Regions from separate parts of the Homo sapiens genome. Here region 1 is linked to region 2. The links are chromatin loops, found by intact Hi-C in ENCODE. Cell type or tissue: endothelial cell of umbilical vein. All regions are shown on one strand. Links, peaks and the distances in the headings refer to the core of each region. The heading gives the core; the rest is flanking DNA.

Region 1 (2,925 bases), core at 197-2,696, 310 kb before region 2:
ATTCTCTTTGGCTCAATGCATAGTCCAGTAGTACACACATTGCATTTATGAGAAAAGAGCCCTCTTCATCTGACATGTGAACTTACATTCTTTTAATCTAAATTTGTTGTGCTCATCTTTTACCTTTGTTAAATTTAACCTGGATTCCATTCTGAAAAAAATCATACATTTTTCAAATACCTAAATAGATGAAAATATCTCGAGTTTGTGTGTAAGATTCTACTCCTCCTTTTTGTTAGATACTCTAATAAAGTTTATCAACTTGTTTTTAAATGAAAGAGAATAATGATCTCTATCACACAGAGAACTTATTAGTGTCCTATAGCAAAATTGAGGGAGGATTTTTCCTCACAAGTTGAGGGACAAGGTGAAATTGAGAAAAGATATTTGTAAATACTCAAATAATCATAAGAGATCAAAGTAAATCTATGTGAATTTTTGAACTTGAAACCTACCTTTCTCAAAATTGCAGGATTGAAAACATTATTTATGTGTTGGCTTCTTCTTACTGCAACCAACCAACTAACTTGATATTGTTAACCTTAGTGCCTTTTGGCATGTTAGTAAAGTCACTAAGAGTTTTTGTTCAAATCCTGACTGTTCCTGAGCTAGCTATGTGAGTTTAGGTAAGTCACTTAAAATCACTGCATCTGTTTCTCACCTGCCCCAAAAACGTAATAGGAGCATCCCACCACAATGAGGTTTTTCACTTACTAAATGCTGAATGCATACAGGATATTTAACACTTGTGAATAGTACGTGCTTTATTAATGTCAGTTATTAGAAACATTGTTTTCTATATTTCCATCTCACCTCATATAACCCTGACCAAACCAAGGAGTCCAAAGACCAGATAGATTTCTGTTGCCCAGATTTGCTGTAAACTTAACAGTGTATCTTTGGGCTATTTACGTAACCCTTATGATTCTGTCTCCTTAACCCACAGATGAAGCTTCTTGTCCTAATAGTCTTTGTGGGCATGTTGACGTTTTCCCTCATTACAGGACATCAGACACCAAAGAATATCAGGTAGTAGGTCAGGGTTGCCTACAATCCTGACAACAAAGTGACTTGCGTCTTTTAGATTGTAACCTCCCTCTGGCTGTCCAAGGCTGGTCCTTACCATGTTTCCTGGGTCTGACTCCCTAATCATCCATCCCATGCCTCACAATCTGCCACTTTTCTCCAACCTCAGCCTCCTCAGGGAAAAAACATACTTGCTCTGGACCCAGGTTTCTGAGTACCAGAGTTCTGATATTAGTTGATCTGACAAACACATCTACAGTAAGTTGCAGTAAATGCTAATACTATGTGTTGTATTTCCAGAAAAGATGTGCTTGTTTGTTTTCTAATTGAGGGATAAAGTAGAGGGAAAGGGAGGACTTTCAGGCACTGTGGCAGAGGAGGTCATTGAGCGAACAAGAAGAAGGCTATCCCTGGGCAGGCAAAATGCATTATTCTGTATTTGGTGCAAGGCAAGTCAGACACTGTGTACCCCTATACCTATCCTGAGATGACTAGAATTTAGAGACTAGCTATTCCTGTGTTTCAATTCCGGTACGGAAATGACAAGTCAGGAAATTCCCAGCATGCCAGGACTCACCGGAGGTGTTGCTATTCTTACTGTCACATATCTGAGACCACTATTAACCACTGAAATCTAGAATTGCTCATAATCTTTCTCTCTTTCTCTCTCTTCCTCTCTCTTTTTCTTTCTTTCTCTCCCTCTCTCTCTTCCGAGTCCTGCTCTGTTTTATTTCTATATGAGGTTATATGGAAAAAAGAAAACAAAAATAGCTTATTACCTGGAATATAATTGAATCAGCATTTTGGATTTAAAAATCTATGATAATTATAGCAAACTATTTTAAATAAATAAACGATGAGTCATTCTTGTTCTCTGACATGATTAAAATCCAGAAATCATTTATTGGTCCTTAATTTACTATTTGTGTTTGTTTTGAAATAGAAATAAAGGCAAGACAGTTTACCATTTCCTGTATGTGTCTTTGCTACAACTTAGTCTCAAAAAACAATTTAACCAGAAATACACCTAAAGGTATGCTGTTAAATTAGTTAAAAAATTTAACACTTACTGAGATAGACTAAGACAACATACTGTTTAGGAAAGAAGAAAAAATGGAAAGGTGACAGTAGCTTTTCAATATTATTATGTGAAAAATCACAATCAATAGTTTCCAGTTTTATGTAAGGCGGAATAATAGATTATCATGGACCTATGTTATAGCATAGTTCTACATATTTTTTAAAAACATTATTTCAGCCCTTTGTTGCTAGGAGTTTTTGTGTACAGGCTGGATGACCACTGGACAGAGAAATTGTAAAAGACATTAAAATATTGAGGGCAGTTTAAATCTAACACTGAAAAAAATAAATATGGGAGTCCCGTTTTGTTAAATCCAATGTTTGAGATACTTTTTGAATTGAGTTGGGGATACAAAAACACAGGAAACAATGTAACTTGGTGTTATCTTGTGTATGGAGCCAGCCTAACTGGGGTTCAAACCTCATTGCTTTTATATAACATAAACCAAGATATGTAAACTTCATCTCTGTCATGCAAAAAATAGGCGAAGTAATAATGCCCAACATAAGGGAGTTATTGCAAAAGTGGAATCAAACAAGATTCTATATAATGCATCATGCTGGGCACAGAGTAAGAACCCAGTGAATGAGGGTTTATGATTTCTGTGGACAGTCTACCTGAAGATTGCAAGAGAAATAGCAATAATATGAGAAGGTAGCAGCTGGGAAAGTGCAAGCAATGGCAGAGAGGGAAGGAGGCAGATTGACCAAATGGGAATGTGAATGATGAAAATAGAGAAAAAAAAATCAGAGTAAGAAAAGGGGGGAGAGCTTTCTCGGAAAGTTGTGTGTCATGGGAAATCAACTCAAGGTAAAAGT
Region 2 (2,925 bases), core at 148-2,647:
TGATTTTTGTTTTGTGGCAGGAACAGAGGGTGGCAGGGGAATTGGTTGTTTTCCTTTTTAATGAGAAACCCAGAGTCAAAACTATCGTCAGGATTTCTCCTTTCTTCCCCTCCAGCCTATCAGAGTCGAATGCTCACAACAGGCTCAGGAGCAATGAGCACCAGCTTTGTAAAGACCAAATCGACTAAACAAAATAAACCGTGTCATTTCATGCTAATTCAAAGACTCATTCCAACTGCTGTGTGATGAGGAAGCCAAGAACTGAACTGTAACCCAAACACAAACATGTTGCATTGCCAGGAAATGGCTAATGCGGCCTCCCATTACACAGAGCTTTCAAAATGTTTTAAGCGTTGATGAATACATCATTTTGGAAAGAGTTCAAACATATGCAGCATTAAGTCTACAAATATATCTTTCTTACAAAAATAATCCCACTTGCCTTTGAATGTGAATGGGGAAATGGAGCATTGGAGTCGAGGCCTGGAACTAGTGCTTCATCGTAATTTGCTCATCCATTGGACTGCCCCTAGTTGCTGTAGCCTCATCAGAGCATCTCCCCCTCCATCTATCTCCCTCTCAGAAAAGCAGCACAGCTACTCTAGAGTCTTACCTTCAAGAATGAGAGCTACATTGCAAATCTCTTTAGAGTGCTCTGCGCTGTCATAAGCTTCAGTGGTAAAGACCCGAGTGTTTTAAAAGTCATTTTTGAAGAGAAAGAAAGGTGATTCCCTCCTCCCATAGAAGGGATACGATGAAGACTGAAAATCCCCTTCGTGCCCATTTGTGGGACTGTACAGCAAAATCCGGATAGACTATGAAACATAGTTAGGCTCCAGGTACTAACCATTTGCAAAAATAAAGCTGCCCTTAAAAATGGAATTGGTCATACGTGAATCAGCTTAACAAAAATATTCCCTCACCGGGGCCCAAACACTTATCAATACCAGCCCGGTTCGTTTGAGCTGAACTCTTGACTTATGTTAGTCTCGACCTAGACAATGAGATCTATTCTCAAAACTCCAATACATCCAGGAAGGCCTTCTTCCTAAAGGGCTCTAACTGGGTACTGTCAAAGCAGTGGGAAGACCGCAGCCAGGGCCCTCTGCTGGAACTGAGTTAGCCATGCAAGTTAAGGGCTGCTCCTGCAGTGGAGGGGTGAGAGTTTCCAGGGATGTCTATGCCAGCTATTTACCTGTTTTTTCTCAGCTCTAAGTTCATGCTTCTACCCTTTGCTCTATGAAGCCCAGGCCAGAGCTCTGCCTACTGGCTTCCTATTAAGCCCAGATGATGTAAGGAGCAAAAATGAAACCAGAAGGCAGGAGGAGATAAAAAGGACTTCTTTCCTATTATTCCAACATGTTCCTGTCAGAGTCACTCGAGCAGGGGCTGTGGGTCTAGCATCAGCATGTGACTACAGCCAGCTTCTCAGCCACTCTCAGACCAGCCTTGGCAGCCTGGGTCCGGCGGCTCATCAGAAACCTGAATACCCACTGGATGGGGCTTGCATTCCCAGCTCCTAATTTGGGGCGATTCCTTTAGTTTTCCTCAGTTCCAAGGGTGGTAGCTATTTTTTATTATTATCTCAGTTTTGCCTTTATGCTCTTTGAGCCCACTAACAGCTGTGTAATGTATTTTCTATATGAAATCCTGACTGTCGGCAATTCCTCGTACCACATAAGGTGCTCCACTTTCCAGGCTGGATCCTGACAGTAAAGCATGGTGGAAGGTGATGGTTTAGAGGAGGGAACGGTGGGGTGTTGAGAAAGTAAAGGAAACCTGGGTCTGTAGAGAGGTCTGAATCTTCCATTTGATGATCAACTAGAGGTGAGGATTAGACCTGCAGTGTCCAATTGGGCAGCCTTTAAAACATGGCTAGCCTGAGCAAAAGACTGAATGTAAATTATTTGTCGATAATCGTTTTGGTTATTGAAAAACTTTTTAGTGTGTTTGGAACAACGTAAGTAAGTGAATCTACTTTTTTAACTGTAAGTTTTATGAAATCTACGTAGATAGCAATTATCTCTGATGAAATGTTACCATACAAAAAGATAGGCTATGAATAAAAAAGAATGTAAACACCTCAATTTTTTACAAGAATTTTATGTTGAAATGATACCATTCTGAATATAGCATGTTGAATTAAAGGTATTACTGAAGTTAATTTCACCTTTTTTAACTTTTTGAAAGTGGCTACTAAAAATTTTAAAGTTGCATCTATGGTTTGCATCATACTTCTACTGGAAAGCACAGCTCTAGGTTCTTATTTCTCATACCCGCAATGTTCATGTTTTTCATCTAAACACATTGTATTTGTTACTGTTCATTTGTTAGCATATAACAAAAGCCAACTCTGGATAGCTTAATAAAAACAAATTGCAAGATACACAGACAACAACAGCAAGCAGAGTTGAAACTTGAATTAAGAACAGTCCTATAAGAAAGCCTGAAGCACACGGCACTAGGCTGAGTTTGGTACCAAAGGACTCAACCTCTACATACTTTCTAACTTCCCAACACGTTATTGTTTGGCCAGATGGCAAGCCAAATAACAGAAACACATAAATAGCAGAAACCAGATAAATGACTATCCCTCTATATTCAGCCTAACAATTGCAGATAATTAGCTTATGATGTCTGAATCATTCAATATGCTTTCAAATTTCACAACAAAGCCATCCAAATGATTACAACTCATTTGTTATAAGTCAAGGTTCGCCAGTAAAATGGGAGTGAGGATTCTGGGTTTGAGGTTGTGAGGAAAGAAATATAGAAAGATAGCATCAGCAATTATACCATACCCTTAAATCATATGTTTCTACATATTTCCACAAGACAGGCTTCCTATTAAGGTTGTCTATTTTCTAATTCTAAGAAAACTAGTTTTATACAGAAGTTTTCTATGTTATAGCCAATATGTCTCCA

What was found. Peaks named below come from ENCODE experiments on the same cell type or tissue, not always from the same donor. Only the 100,000 strongest peaks of a DNase experiment are listed, where the experiment ranks them.
Region 1: a loop joins it to region 2, with 14 times the contacts of the local background. A loop is called at or near these places in 1 of 110 quality-filtered maps.

The regions. Positions count from the first base shown.
Region 1 is chr12:41,483,834-41,486,758 of GRCh38, forward strand. All of the region lies in intron 3 of PDZRN4 (PDZ domain containing ring finger 4), which reads left to right. Among named protein-coding and RNA genes, the nearest start is that of PDZRN4-AS1, 73 kb to the left of the region's middle. In endothelial cell of umbilical vein, for the core only: no CTCF peak of the experiment used is centred there; a DNase peak (open chromatin) is centred at 1,548; H3K27ac peaks cover 1,848 bases.
Region 2 is chr12:41,795,007-41,797,931 of GRCh38, forward strand. No RefSeq gene overlaps it. Among named protein-coding and RNA genes, the nearest start is that of LINC02400, 32 kb to the left of the region's middle. In endothelial cell of umbilical vein, for the core only: a CTCF peak has its summit at 1,136 (motif pointing left); a DNase peak (open chromatin) is centred at 285; H3K27ac peaks cover 592 bases.